Linked DNA regions of Homo sapiens: region 1 is linked to region 2. A link is a contact called in ENCODE Hi-C or POLR2A ChIA-PET data. All regions are on one chromosome and are shown on one strand. The core of a region is the stretch at or near the end of the contact, and the rest is flanking DNA. Distances in the headings are between cores, read along the strand shown.

The links. A loop is a pair of places that touch in the nucleus more often than their neighbours do. ChIA-PET counts read pairs that join two places held with the same protein, here RNA polymerase II (POLR2A). Pooled maps may share reads with other maps.
Region 1: a loop to region 2 is called in a map of PC-9, with 2.7 times the contacts of the local background. The contact joins the enhancer-like site here to the promoter of ESR1 in region 2. A Hi-C loop is called at or near these places in 1 of 168 maps with a recorded cell type or tissue (PC-9) and 1 of 50 pooled maps. POLR2A ChIA-PET finds 5 or more read pairs at or near these places in 1 of 52 experiments (activated CD8-positive, alpha-beta memory T cell).

What each region holds. Positions count from the first base shown.
Region 1 is chr6:151,899,161-151,906,483 of GRCh38, forward strand. The region is part of intron 3 of ESR1 (estrogen receptor 1); the gene reads left to right. Among named protein-coding and RNA genes, the nearest start is that of ESR1, 95 kb to the left of the region's middle. RefSeq lists an enhancer at 1,271-2,470. Within about 2 kb of position 2,136, at least 3 of the 41 ENCODE cell types and tissues checked have a DNase peak (open chromatin) inside an H3K27ac peak, as active enhancers do; they include PC-9, where a contact is called at or near this core.
Region 2 is chr6:151,805,010-151,812,113 of GRCh38, forward strand. It overlaps ESR1 (estrogen receptor 1), which reads left to right and starts at 2,673. Exons shown (of 8, transcript NM_000125.4): 1 at 2,673-3,355. The coding sequence starts at 2,904.

The sequences.
Region 1 (7,323 bases), core at 886-3,385, 94 kb after region 2:
GGCCGGGCAGAGGGGCTCCTCACTTCCCAGTAGGGGCAGCTGGGCAGAGGCGCCCCTCACCTCCCGGACTGGGCAGCTGGCCAGGCGGGGGGCTGAACCCCCACCTCCCTCCCGGACGGGGCGGCTGGCCGGGCGGGGGGCTGACCCCCCCACCTCCCTCCCGGACGGGGCGGCTGGCCAGGCGGGGGGCTGACCCCCCCACCTCCTTCCCGGACGGGGCGGCTGGCCGGGCAGAGGGGCTCCTCACTTCCCAGTAGGGGCGGCTGGGCAGAGGCGCCCCTCACCTCCCGGACTGGGCAGCTGGCCAGGCGGGGGGCTGACCCCCCCACCTCCCTCCCGGACGGGGCGGCTGGCCGGGCGGGGGGCTGACCCCCCCACCTCCCTCCCGGACGGGGCGGCTGGCCGGGCGGGGAGCTGACCCCCCCACCTCCCTCCCGGACGGGGTGGCTGCCGGGCGGAGACGCTCCTCACTTCCCAGACGGGGTGGCTGCCGGGCTGAGGGGCTCCTCACTTCTCAGACAGGGCGGTTGCCAGGCAGAGGGTCTCCTCACTTCTCAGACGGGGCGGCCCGGCAGAGACGCTCCTCACATCCCAGACGGGGCGGCAGGGCAGAGGCGCTCCCCACATCTCAGACGATGGGCGGCAGGGCAGAGACGCTCCTCACTTCCTAGATGGGATGGCGGCCGGGAAGAGGCGCTCCTCACTTCCTAGATGGGATGGCGGCTGGGCAGAGACACTCCTCACTTTCCAGACTGGGCAGCCAGGCAGAGGGGCTCCTCACATCCCAGACGATGGCGGCCAGGCAGAGACGCTCCTCACTTCCCAGACGGGGTGGCCCCGGGCAGAGGCTGCAATCTCGGCACTTTGGGAGGCCAAGGCAGGCTGCTGGGAGGTGGAGGTTGTAGCGAGCTGAGATCACGCCACTGCACTCCAGCCTGGGCACCATTGAGCACTGAGTGCGGTTTTGTTCATTTTTTAAATTCTTTTTTCTTTGTCTTTGTTGGATTGAGTTAATTTGAAAACCTTGTCTTTGAGCTCTGAAGTTCTTTCTTATGCTTGTTTTATTCTATTGCTGAGACTTTCAAGAACATTTTGCATTTCTCTAAGTGTGTCCTTCATTTCCTGAAGTTGTGATTGTTTTTTATTTATACTAACTATTTCACTGAAGATTTCTCCCCTCATTTCTTGTATCATTTTTTTGACTTCCTTAAATTGGACTTCACCTTTCTCTGGTGCCTCCTTAATTAGCTTAACAATCGACCTTCTGAATTCTTTTTCAGGTGACTCAGGGATTTCTTCTTGGCTTGGATCCATTGCTGGTGAGCTAGTGTGATTTTTTGAGGGGTATTAAAGAACCTTGTTTTGTCGTATTACTGGGATTGTTTTTCTGGTTCCTTCTCATTTGGTAGGCTATGTCTGAGGGAAGTACTAGGGCTCAAGGCTGCTGTTCAGATTCTTTTGTCCCACAGGTTGTTTTCTTGATGTAGTACTCTCCCCCTTTTCTTAGAGATGTGGCTTCCTGGGAACCGACCTGTAGTGACTGTTATTTCTCTTCTGGATCTAGCCATTCAGCAGGGCTACCAGGCTCCAGGCTAGTACTGGGGGCTGTCTGCTCAGAGTCCTGTGCTATGGGCTGTTTTCAGGTCTCACAGCGTTGGATTCCAGCACCTGCTCTGATAGAGGTGGCAGGGGAGTGAAATGGACTCTGCAGGGGTCCTTAGCTTTTGTTGTTTAATGCACTATTTTTGTGCTGGTTGGCCTCCTGCCAGGAGGTGGCACTTTCAAGACAGCGTCAGCTGTGGTAGTATAGGGAGGATCAGGCAGTGGCCAGGGCCTTAGAACTCCCAAGAGTATATGACCTTTGCCTTCAGCTACCAGGATGGATAGGGAATGACCATCAGGTGGGGCAAGGCTAGGACTGTCTGAGCTCAGACTCTCCTCGGGTGAGTCTTGCTGAGGCTGTGCTGTGGGGCAGGGGGGTGAGGTTCCCAGGTCAATGGAGTTATGTTCCCAGAGGATTATGGCTGCCTCTGCTGCGTCATGCAGGCTGTCAGGAATGTGGGGGAAAGCCGGCAGTTACAGGCCTCACCCAGCTCCCTTGCAACCCCCAAAACCGGTCTCACTCCTGTGCCCTACCAACAGCATCAAGTTTGTTTGCAGGCAGCGGATGAGCAAGGCTAAGAACTTGCCGCAGGCTACCAGCCTCCCAGCAAAGAATGTAAGTAGGGCTTTCATGCCTCCCTTCCTGTTGAATCTGTACACCAAATTCACTCCCTCCCCCAAGTTCTGGCCAGGTGACTTCATGTTTGGTTGGAATTGTTACAAAGTTCAGCTGGAGGTTTCCTTCTCGCTGTGGTCTTTTCCCAGTTCCTCTGGCCACCCTCCCCAAGGACCCCTGTGAGACAAGGTAGAAATGGCTTATTAGGGGACCCAGAGAGCCCACAGGGCTTTTCCCCTTGCTTTCTCTACCCTTTATTTCACTCAGCTGTCTAATTAAATCAGCTCCAGGTAAGTTCATATCCTTCTCCCATGATCTGGAGCTGCAGATTCCCCAGTGAGGGTGTGTGTTCGGGGGTGGGCTATCCCCCTTTCCTACTTTCACAGCTTGGGCACTCACAGTATTTGGGGTGTCTCCTGGGTCCTGTAGGAGCAAACTGCTTCCTTCACAGGGTCTGTGGATTCTCTTGGCTTTCCTGGTATATTCCTGTAGTAGTTCTGGAGCAGAAGTTTATGGTGTGAGTTTCCACACACTGCTCTGTTCATCCAAGTGAGAGCTGCAATCTAGTCCTGCCTCCTTTCCACCATTTTTTGGCCTTGACGTATTACATTTATTTTATGTTTGAAGTTTTGGCAGTTTTATTTTGAAAATTTTACATAACAAATGCCAAGCCAAATCCAAACTTCTTGGCCTAAATCATTTACAGATAACCTTTACTGAGCATTTACTACATGAAGGTGTTGTTGACACAGGGGATTTAAGATGTGATCACTGACCACAACATCCAGGCAACCTAAAAGTGAAAAGAGGTCATTCACAAAAAATAGGACCAAACTTCCTCCATTCCTCAAGGGACCTAGGACTGGAGTTGGCCTAAAAATTCCTGCTGTATCACCTCACCCACCAGTTTTGATCTTGCTCTCAGGGATCAAGGAAGCTCAAGGTTTCTGGCCCTTTTGGCTCATGTTCTTGGAGGTATATTCTATTGTCAAGTTAAAGTCGTACCCATCCTAGATCTGTTTCTCTCTCTTTGTGGTTCCAGTCTCATAGAAAACATAACTATGTGAAAACACCAACTACCCCATAAAGCTATTCTGAGACTCAAAGACATGAACTCTATTTTGATAATCACAAATTGATGTATAGATGTCAGATATCATTCATGTATTATGTAGCATTGTGGTTTAAGTCTTAGCTGTTGGAATCAGACTACTTGCATTCAAATTTTAGCTCTGTTGATAGGTGTGTAACCTTGAACAAGATACGTAACCTCTTCAGACCTTTGTCTCTTTGTTTGTCAAATAACGACAATAATAATACTAACTTAGTAAGTATGTATAAGGAGGCATGTAAAGCTTCTATTGTATTTGGCTTATGGTGAGCCCTTCATATAAATTGGTTACAATGGGTAATGAAAAGTACGTTCAATTTTTCCCACAAGGATTTAATCTAATCTCTAAATAAAATGCCAGTTTTAGTATACTGTCATCATTATAAGGAAACTATAATTCTTAAGTAATTAATTACTTTGGTTCCCTTTGGATAATTAGTGATACATAAAATGCAGTACCTTGCCCTGAGGAACCTACAAGTTAGCCTCCCTCTAATCCTGGCATTCAAAGTCCTCCACCTTCCGAATTACACCTGTTTTTTCAGGCATTGTCTCCCACTTTCCTAGCAAGCCTTTGGCTCCAGGAAACTGTTCTGTTCATTGACGACAGAATGTATTTTGTCCCGTATGCCTCCCTTCAATCTGAAGTTCATTTTTAGTAATTTTTTTTATTAGTAGTGACTTTCCCCATTTACTAATGCCTTTCTCTTTAGCTCATTTAGAATTCCCTGGAAGTCATCATGTTTTCCTTCTGAATTGCTATCATATTCTGTCTCTGTGTCTAATCAGAAAGTTAGGTGAGCTGCTGTCTCAGCTCCTGTGTTAATCCAGGTACTGAGCTCTTTGTACCCTGCCAGCTTGAGGGCAACTTGGATGCGCTGGTGTGTAGTGATTTGCAACTGTGAGAGAGCCGTTTCCATCAACAAGTGACAGCTTTTGGTTCTAAACACTGCTTGACCTCATTCTGGTTTGAACATATACTTTGGCCTCTGCCCTCTACCTCACCTCCAGTTCTGATCTTGGGCATGCCACAGAACCCCATCTACACTAGGCTTTCATTTTGGACTTCTAAGTCCTTTACTTGACCACTTATTTTCTTTAATTGCTAGACTTAATCATCCATGCATATGACAGCCACTCAGCTCTGACCCCAATACTTCATTGAGGCTCATGCCAGTCTGACCTCTCACAGGGAAGAGCACCCCTGCCGGTGAGCCCCTGGCCCTTGGATTATGCTGTCCCACCAGTGCCCAGCTGGCTGCTTGGCACTGCATGTGATGTATCTTTGTTTATTGATCGCTTAATTGAATGGGATATAGGATTATATTCCATGTTCCAGATCAAGTTGAGCCAAGCTGACAACTTAGTATTAAAAAAATATATTTATCTCCTATCTGTCCAATTAAAATTTTAATTTCTAGAGGTAGAGACAGTCACATTGCTATTTAATTCCTAGCACAGCAGTATTTTTGTCAATATTTGTTATTAGTGGTGAGTTTAAATTATAAAGGAAAAAAGAGAAGTGGTGATTTATGTCAGCGCTTGGCTAAACTATTCCCTTGATATAAGTCTATTATTCAGGTCACATAAGCATGACTGAAGTAATATCACAACCATAATATCATAATTATCTCTCTTGCTGTCTCTGTCACTTTCTCACTTTTGTTTGTGCATAGTGCATAGACCTGTAGAAAATTTATTAGTAATCTGAAGCATAAAACCAAATATTACAACTATCATAACAAATAAATAAAACTGTGCACTCCTTTAGGGAGTAGTAAAGCCATTTCTAAAATTAAGTCAAAGTAAGATTCCCTTATTATTGAGATATTTTAGTGGTATACACTATCATAAGTAAGATGAATAATTTTGTTAGCAGCTGACACTGCTATATAGATATTTATCTTGGGAAGTTCTCAGTGTAACATCTTTACTGTGTTTTTCTCTTTAGATTATACTTTTATGTTTATTATTTTGTTTCGTGGGGGATTCAAAAATATGCATTTTATGCCATACTTGGGGATTCCCTATAAATTATTAGTTGTAATATGACAGTTCCATCATGAATTTTCCAGGTATTCTTTTATGCAAGCAGATAATAGCTCATTTTGGTTTTTAACACATTCATGCATATTCTTTCTCTCTCAATAAATATGGTTTTAATTTATTAAATGAAAGATTTAAAAATGTGCTAAGCATTTTAATAATAATCGATTTTGGATTAACTTGTTATGTTTACTCTAGGGCTGTAGTTCACCATTTATTCAGTTAAGTCCTTCCCCAAATTCAATATTGAACATGTGGAATTGATTCGTTTCACGTGGATGTATCATTTACTCCCAAGATGTTGGTTTTTGGCATTTAGTACTGGTAATGGGCCAGGAAAGTGCTCATCTATATTTGTTGTTATTCACTGATTGCATCTTGCCCTTGCACCCACTGAGACGATGGGAAAGTAGCAACAATACTAGGTGATTTCTTTGATTTAAACCCAATTAAAAGAATTAGAGAGTTGTCTGATACAAGGCCAAAGAACTAAGAACAGAAACAAAAGCAAAACAACAAACAGCAGCACAAACTCCAGTGAGATAAATTTTTAAAACATTGGGAATATTTAAAAAATAAAAACACTCCAATGAACCACCCAGGTTTTATTAAAGAGTAGAGAACTCAAACAGCAGAAGGCAGAGCTGGTGGAGGAAACTCAGCAACTGCTCAGAAATGAAACAACCTAGGAAGGAGGTGCGAGTGACCTGAAACTCCTTTTAAAAACAGAAAGGACAAAAAGAGGTATGGGCTGACAAAAGGAAAGTGGTAGATTACTGATGTATTGCATTATGCTTAGAATGTCTCAGAATGCGAGAGGCAGTAAACACACCAGAAGAGGATACAATATCCGGACCATGTGCAACTGCAAATAAATGTTTGGGTTAAAACTTGGTTGATTCTAAATTACATGAAGAGCTGATGATAATTGAGGCAGAACTGATAGACCTAACAATAGAAAAAAATCGATTTAAATTCAGAGAAGAGGTCATTTAAGAAAGTATAATGAAGCCACTTAATAAAAGGAAATATTCCTCTAACTAAAGTTTGAGATTTAGGGCATAATCCTCAAAGACAGGCTAATATAATCTATTTTTTGATTAAAAAAAGGAACTTTTGGTTTAAAGTAAGATGTTCAGCTGCTCTTAGAGTTTATTTCTCCATATTTGGGCATATAAGAATTTAAGGAAAAATATAGAAATATAAGAAAGATTTCATGAGAATCACAAGCATAGTTTATAGGCAAGATAGCCTTTTCTGTTTGAAAGCGAAAAATACTATTTCAACATGTAAAAACCTAAGTCAGTTTTCACTGGCATGTCCCACAATCATGCCTGAAATAATGGTTGAAGACAGATGTGAGACATTTCAAGGGCAATAGATTAATACATGAAACCCACTTATGCCTAGCGTTCCATTATTGGAACGCTAAGCATGTGGGAGTTATTTATATCCTATTGCTCAAGGTCATCTCCAAGGTCTGAGTTTTCACTCATGCAAAAATTCAAAAAATTGCAACCTCGGCGTAAATGGGTTAACAAAAAGTTAATGCTGGACAGTAAAATAAACTACTAAATTAGACACACCATATTTTTTAAATTATAAGAGATTAAGAACTATGAGATATTTAAAAAGCCACCCACAGAAGTAGTAGGACAGGTAGAGAAGGATAAATTCTAACAATCAACTGTATCTCCACCCCACCTTGTAAATGACAAATTAGTTTACTTAGTCAATTCAGGAAATTAAACGTATACATTTTGTGTTAAAACAGAAGACTTTTTTTAAAAAAGTGTGTTAGTTAAGGTTAATTTTGACCTAGTTAAGAAAAAGCAGTTTAGAGTCTTGAAATGGAAATGAGAAATACATAATTACCCTTAAAAATAAGTTGATAGTGAATTTTATCTAGGATTCTTAAGACATTTTTAATATTTAATGAAAATGAACT
Region 2 (7,104 bases), core at 1,423-3,922:
TTATCTTATGTTCATATCCTAGGCTTTTAATAATACGTATTTTTCACATGTTTACAGAAAGCAGTCAACTGAGCTATTCATGGAAAGGTTTGTGGGTTTGGTTAACGAAGTGGAGGAGTATTACATTTCAGCTGGAAACACATCCCTAGAATGCCAAAACATTTATTCCAAAGTCTGGTTTCCTGGTGCAATCGGAGGCATGGCAATGCCTCTGTTCAGAGACTGGGGGCTAGGGCCAGTAAGGCATTTGATCCACATGTATCCCAGAAGGCTTTTATTGTTAAATTATATTCTTTCGGAAAAACCACCCATGTCCTATTTTGTAAACTTGATATCCATACACTTTTGACTGGCATTCTATTTTAGCCGTAAGACTATGATTCACAGCAAGCCTGTTTTTCCTCTTGCTTGGGGTGGCAGCAGAAAGCATAGGGTACTTTCCAGCCTCCAAGGGTAGGGGCAAAGGGGCTGGGGTTTCTCCTCCCCAGTACAGCTTTCTCTGGCTGTGCCACACTGCTCCCTGTGAGCAGACAGCAAGTCTCCCCTCACTCCCCACTGCCATTCATCCAGCGCTGTGCAGTAGCCCAGCTGCGTGTCTGCCGGGAGGGGCTGCCAAGTGCCCTGCCTACTGGCTGCTTCCCGAATCCCTGCCATTCCACGCACAAACACATCCACACACTCTCTCTGCCTAGTTCACACACTGAGCCACTCGCACATGCGAGCACATTCCTTCCTTCCTTCTCACTCTCTCGGCCCTTGACTTCTACAAGCCCATGGAACATTTCTGGAAAGACGTTCTTGATCCAGCAGGGTAGGCTTGTTTTGATTTCTCTCTCTGTAGCTTTAGCATTTTGAGAAAGCAACTTACCTTTCTGGCTAGTGTCTGTATCCTAGCAGGGAGATGAGGATTGCTGTTCTCCATGGGGGTATGTGTGTGTCTCCTTTTTCTTTCAGGACTTGTAGGATTCTTTGTGCCATTTGCATATAATTTGGCAGGTTCACATTTTTTAAGAGCCCTATGAAGTGCTTTTTGCATGTGTTTTAAAAAGGCATTTGAAAATTGAAAGTGTGATTTATGGAAATTAAATCATCTGTAAAAAATTGCTTTGGAAAGTAATGATTGCTGGCCATAAAGGGAAATATCTGCGATGCACCTAATGTGTTTTTAACCCTTTATTTGCTGACAATCTATAGTCATTAATGCTAAACTCGATTTTGGCTTCAGCTACATTTGCATATTGTCCAACAATGGTCTATTTTTGTAAGAATTAGATAAAATGTATACTTGATATAAAATAGTCAAAAATGTAACTCTTAGTAACAGTAAGCTTGGCATTTAGATAGACCATGAACACTTCGTCAGATACTCTGTTGGGTGTTTGGGATAGCAATTAAAACAAAGTATTGATAGTTGTATCAGAGTCTATTAGGCTGCAGCAAAGGAAGTTTATTCAAAAGTATAAACTATCCAAGATTATAGACGCATGATATACTTCACCTATTTTTTGTCTCCTTAATATGTATATATATATATATATATATATATATACACATATATGTGTGTGTGTATGTGCGTGTGCATGTTTAACTTTTAATTCAGTTAAAAACTTTTTTCTATTTGTTTTTCATCTGGATATTTGATTCTGCATATCCTAGCCCAAGTGAACCGAGAAGATCGAGTTGTAGGACTAAAGGATAGACATGCAGAAATGCATTTTAAAAATCTGTTAGCTGGACCAGACCGACAATGTAACATAATTGCCAAAGCTTTGGTTCGTGACCTGAGGTTATGTTTGGTATGAAAAGGTCACATTTTATATTCAGTTTTCTGAAGTTTTGGTTGCATAACCAACCTGTGGAAGGCATGAACACCCATGTGCGCCCTAACCAAAGGTTTTTCTGAATCATCCTTCACATGAGAATTCCTAATGGGACCAAGTACAGTACTGTGGTCCAACATAAACACACAAGTCAGGCTGAGAGAATCTCAGAAGGTTGTGGAAGGGTCTATCTACTTTGGGAGCATTTTGCAGAGGAAGAAACTGAGGTCCTGGCAGGTTGCATTCTCCTGATGGCAAAATGCAGCTCTTCCTATATGTATACCCTGAATCTCCGCCCCCTTCCCCTCAGATGCCCCCTGTCAGTTCCCCCAGCTGCTAAATATAGCTGTCTGTGGCTGGCTGCGTATGCAACCGCACACCCCATTCTATCTGCCCTATCTCGGTTACAGTGTAGTCCTCCCCAGGGTCATCCTATGTACACACTACGTATTTCTAGCCAACGAGGAGGGGGAATCAAACAGAAAGAGAGACAAACAGAGATATATCGGAGTCTGGCACGGGGCACATAAGGCAGCACATTAGAGAAAGCCGGCCCCTGGATCCGTCTTTCGCGTTTATTTTAAGCCCAGTCTTCCCTGGGCCACCTTTAGCAGATCCTCGTGCGCCCCCGCCCCCTGGCCGTGAAACTCAGCCTCTATCCAGCAGCGACGACAAGTAAAGTAAAGTTCAGGGAAGCTGCTCTTTGGGATCGCTCCAAATCGAGTTGTGCCTGGAGTGATGTTTAAGCCAATGTCAGGGCAAGGCAACAGTCCCTGGCCGTCCTCCAGCACCTTTGTAATGCATATGAGCTCGGGAGACCAGTACTTAAAGTTGGAGGCCCGGGAGCCCAGGAGCTGGCGGAGGGCGTTCGTCCTGGGACTGCACTTGCTCCCGTCGGGTCGCCCGGCTTCACCGGACCCGCAGGCTCCCGGGGCAGGGCCGGGGCCAGAGCTCGCGTGTCGGCGGGACATGCGCTGCGTCGCCTCTAACCTCGGGCTGTGCTCTTTTTCCAGGTGGCCCGCCGGTTTCTGAGCCTTCTGCCCTGCGGGGACACGGTCTGCACCCTGCCCGCGGCCACGGACCATGACCATGACCCTCCACACCAAAGCATCTGGGATGGCCCTACTGCATCAGATCCAAGGGAACGAGCTGGAGCCCCTGAACCGTCCGCAGCTCAAGATCCCCCTGGAGCGGCCCCTGGGCGAGGTGTACCTGGACAGCAGCAAGCCCGCCGTGTACAACTACCCCGAGGGCGCCGCCTACGAGTTCAACGCCGCGGCCGCCGCCAACGCGCAGGTCTACGGTCAGACCGGCCTCCCCTACGGCCCCGGGTCTGAGGCTGCGGCGTTCGGCTCCAACGGCCTGGGGGGTTTCCCCCCACTCAACAGCGTGTCTCCGAGCCCGCTGATGCTACTGCACCCGCCGCCGCAGCTGTCGCCTTTCCTGCAGCCCCACGGCCAGCAGGTGCCCTACTACCTGGAGAACGAGCCCAGCGGCTACACGGTGCGCGAGGCCGGCCCGCCGGCATTCTACAGGTACCCGCGCCCGCGCCGCCCGTCGGGGTGGCCGCCGCGCCCGGCAGGAGGGAGGGAGGGAGGGAGGGAGAAGGGAGAGCCTAGGGAGCTGCGGGAGCCGCGGGACGCGCGACCCGAGGGTGCGCGCAGGGAGCCCGGGGCGCGCGGCCCAGCCCGGGGGTTCTGCGTGCAGCCCGCGCTGCGTTCAGAGTCAAGTTCTCTCGCCGGGCAGCTGAAAAAAACGTACTCTCCACCCACTTACCGTCCGTGCGAGAGGCAGACCCGAAAGCCCGGGCTTCCTAACAAAACACACGTTGGAAAACCAGACAAAGCAGCAGTTATTTGTGGGGGAAAACACCTCCAGGCAAATAAACACGGGGCGCTTTGAGTCACTTGGGAAGGTCTCGCTCTTGGCATTTAAAGTTGGGGGTGTTTGGAGTTAGCAGAGCTCAGCAGAGTTTTATTTATCCTTTTAATGTTTTTGTTTAATGTGCTCCCCAAATTTCCTTTCATCTAGACTATTTGATTGGAAATATGTCAGCTATGATGATGACTTTCTGGGAAGCGATTCCTGTCACCCGCTTTCCCCTCCTCCCCACCCCACGTCCTGGGGCTTTAGAGAGCGATTGGGAGTTGAATGGGTCTGATTTCGGAGTTAGCTGGCTGAGTCCGCGCTGGAGCGGATTGCTGGCATGTGACTTCTGACAGCCGGAAATTTGTAGGTGTCCCGCGAGTTTAAAACAAGCCATATGGAAGCACAAGTGCTTAAAAATAATCTCCTGCCAGCCCAGTGACAAGCCTGTCCCACCCGGGGAGAATGCCCCGGAGTGGCGTGCGGGTCAGCCAGGGTCTGCGCCTCGCAGCCACTGTGGAAGGAGCGCGGCCGGTCCAGGACACAGGAGACCACTTTGTGACTTCAATGGCGAAGGTTGTGTGTCCTCATTTTAATTTTTTTCCCTACAAGAATTGTTCTTTCTCCCTCTCCTCTCCCTCCCATTTTCTCTTGCCCAGTTTCTCCTTTTGTTTTTTGTTTTTTGTTTTCCTGATGGGCCTGCAGAGGGATTAGGTGGGCGCTTCTGGTGAACACCTTCCTAGGTGGCCACAGGACAGGTGTACCCCGGACTGGGTTTGGAAGCTTCAGGGCGCCACATGGCTGGGTCCTGAATTAGGCATTTCCCAACTGTACACTGGTATCCGGACTGGTGTCCCTATATCTTTCTGCCTTGTAAGCCGTGGACCAGTTTTTGTTCAGTATTCTGTTTCCAGGGATATTTATAGCAGAAGGAAGGGGACTAAAGTGCAGTTTGGCCCCAGAGGATACTGAAGGGCAGATTCTGGGGGTATTCAGTGTGCATCTTCAGCCGCCTTGGAGAAATTTAGAGCATCCCACAGCCACGCAGATCCAAGCTGTCTTTACTCAAAAGACAAACAATGAACAAAACTTTTAAAGGTTGGCATATTTCAAATTAATTTTACTTGTTTTAATTTAGGGTTAAAACAGAGAAAAAGGATTTCTTCTGCCCACCTTTTTTTTTTTAAATGGAAGAACAAAGTACAGCGATTAAGTCTAATTCCACACAACATTTAAAACTGCTTGATGTGAAGGAAGGCACTGGTATGATGTGAATTCCATAACCTTATGATGGACTCCAGAAACCATTTTCTTCCCTATTTAATTTTCAGTTCTTTTATTGCAAATTAATGCTGCTGAATTTCAATGGGCACTAATGAGACTGCTCCTTGGTAGATTATTTACTGCCTTGCTAATAATTACAAAGTGAACCTGGTCAAATACAGAGGGGATCGCATCTTATTCAAAATTGTTCATCATCCCAGTGATAAGTGGTATCAGTGTAATATGCCCTATCTTACACTTTCTGCATTACATGATATTCAAACACTCTTAGAATAATAAAAAAAGAGACAAGGAACTTAAAAATTAAAAAAAAAACTTGCACAAATGGGACTCTGTGTGGAAATTCAGTTTTAGAATGATTTTTCCTGTGTTTTATTTCCCGGATTATCTTTCCTCTTTTGTTAGAATTCTGCCTGTTATTATCCAGCAAGGAAAAGAAGCATCTATGCAAGTTCTTCATATGGACAGATATTATTTAGTATTTTTCCCCTCTCAGTTTTTCTGCTTAAATGACTCTGGGTATAAAGGAAAGGATTGATTGGGCTCTTTTAGGAAACTTTAAGTTTCTTAAGTAGTTCTCAAAAGTTTTGGGGCTGAAAGCAGTGTTTTCAAACTGCTTGTCATGACCCAGAGGGTCATGAACTCAGTTTAGTGAGTCTAGAATATTTTTTAAAAGGACTAAAATGGAAAGGAATATAATAGAAAATATCAGAGTGCATGGTATTTCGTAAGGATAAGTTTTGTTTCCTGAAAATCTGTTTTAATTATATGTGCTTCTGTGTGCTGATTGTGATGTAAAATGTATTTCTTACTGTGGATTGAATTCAAAGAAAAAATTAGAAAGCTAATGGCCTAAAATATTATATGTTCAGTAGAAAACAAAAAATTCAGGCAAGTGGCTGGTTGTTTTTACCTATACAAATCAAAAGGCTATTTTGATTGTCTTCATTTTCCCCTTATAAATTAGGTTGGTGTCTTTAGTCATTTAGGCTAAGTTTTACTATCTGATTCTTAACTTTTCTATTGTAGAATGGTGCTGTCATGTGGACTGTCCTCCCGAGTGTCCCACTGGATGTTCAGAGAATTTATGTGAAGGTCACGTCATTTAGCATTGAGATGCTGTGGTTACCTTCTTCCATTTCTTCCATAATATGCAGCCACATCTATGTGTGAAGAAATGTAATAGATAAAATTTCTCTGGACGCATAATAATGTGAGAAAGATTGTCACATGTCCCAGCAAATTGTTATTAATATAAATTTGTTACTTGGCAAGCTGAGATTTTGCAAGATGTTACTCAAAATTTCACAATGAAGGAAACAGGGAGTCATCTTATCCTGGGTTCCTTTTTTAGATTTCAAACAACTTAGGAACTTTGAATAAAACTAAAGATGAAGCTTAACTATATCAACTATCCTTTTTAAAGTTCTAATTAGGAATTTAATGCTGCATGCTTATTTCAGTTTTATTACTCAGTATTCTTAAAAGTTAGACGTCTCTCACTTCTCCAAAAAACTTGGCAAATGTATAAATCTTTTGCATCAAAATCAATGCCCTGCTAATTTGTATCCTGGCCATCTGCATATTTTGGACAACTAATTTTTCCACTGGTGATCATTTGAAACTCTTTCTCAACTTTGAATAGAGACTGATTTCCAAAGTGAGATTTAAGTGACTAAGTTTCAAGTTTCCGATACATTTTTCCTTTTACTTAGATAACATTTCAGCCCCCTTCCTTTCTGATCTTACTTTTTTATTAATTTAAATTGTTACTGATTACGTGACACTTTGTGCTGGTCTAAGAATAGTCCAGAGTCACATATTCCCTGGTGAATGAGCATATTTTCGGATGAAAACGGAATCACATCTTCAATCCCCATTTCATTTTCACCTCCTCCATGTGGCTTGTACCTGTTTGGAAGAAAGCTCCTGAAGGATAATTGCCACTTATTCTAATCTTTCTCACACTCATTTAATTTGGATCCCTGGCTAAAGTTGTTATTTACTTTTGTGATTATACTTAGTCTATGACATTCATAATTTGGGAAAATTCTCAGGTTTGAGAATTTTGGCGGCTTGGGATTTCTTTTAGTTTCTTATAGTTTTAAGGATATGTAAGACAGGTGTAAGAAAC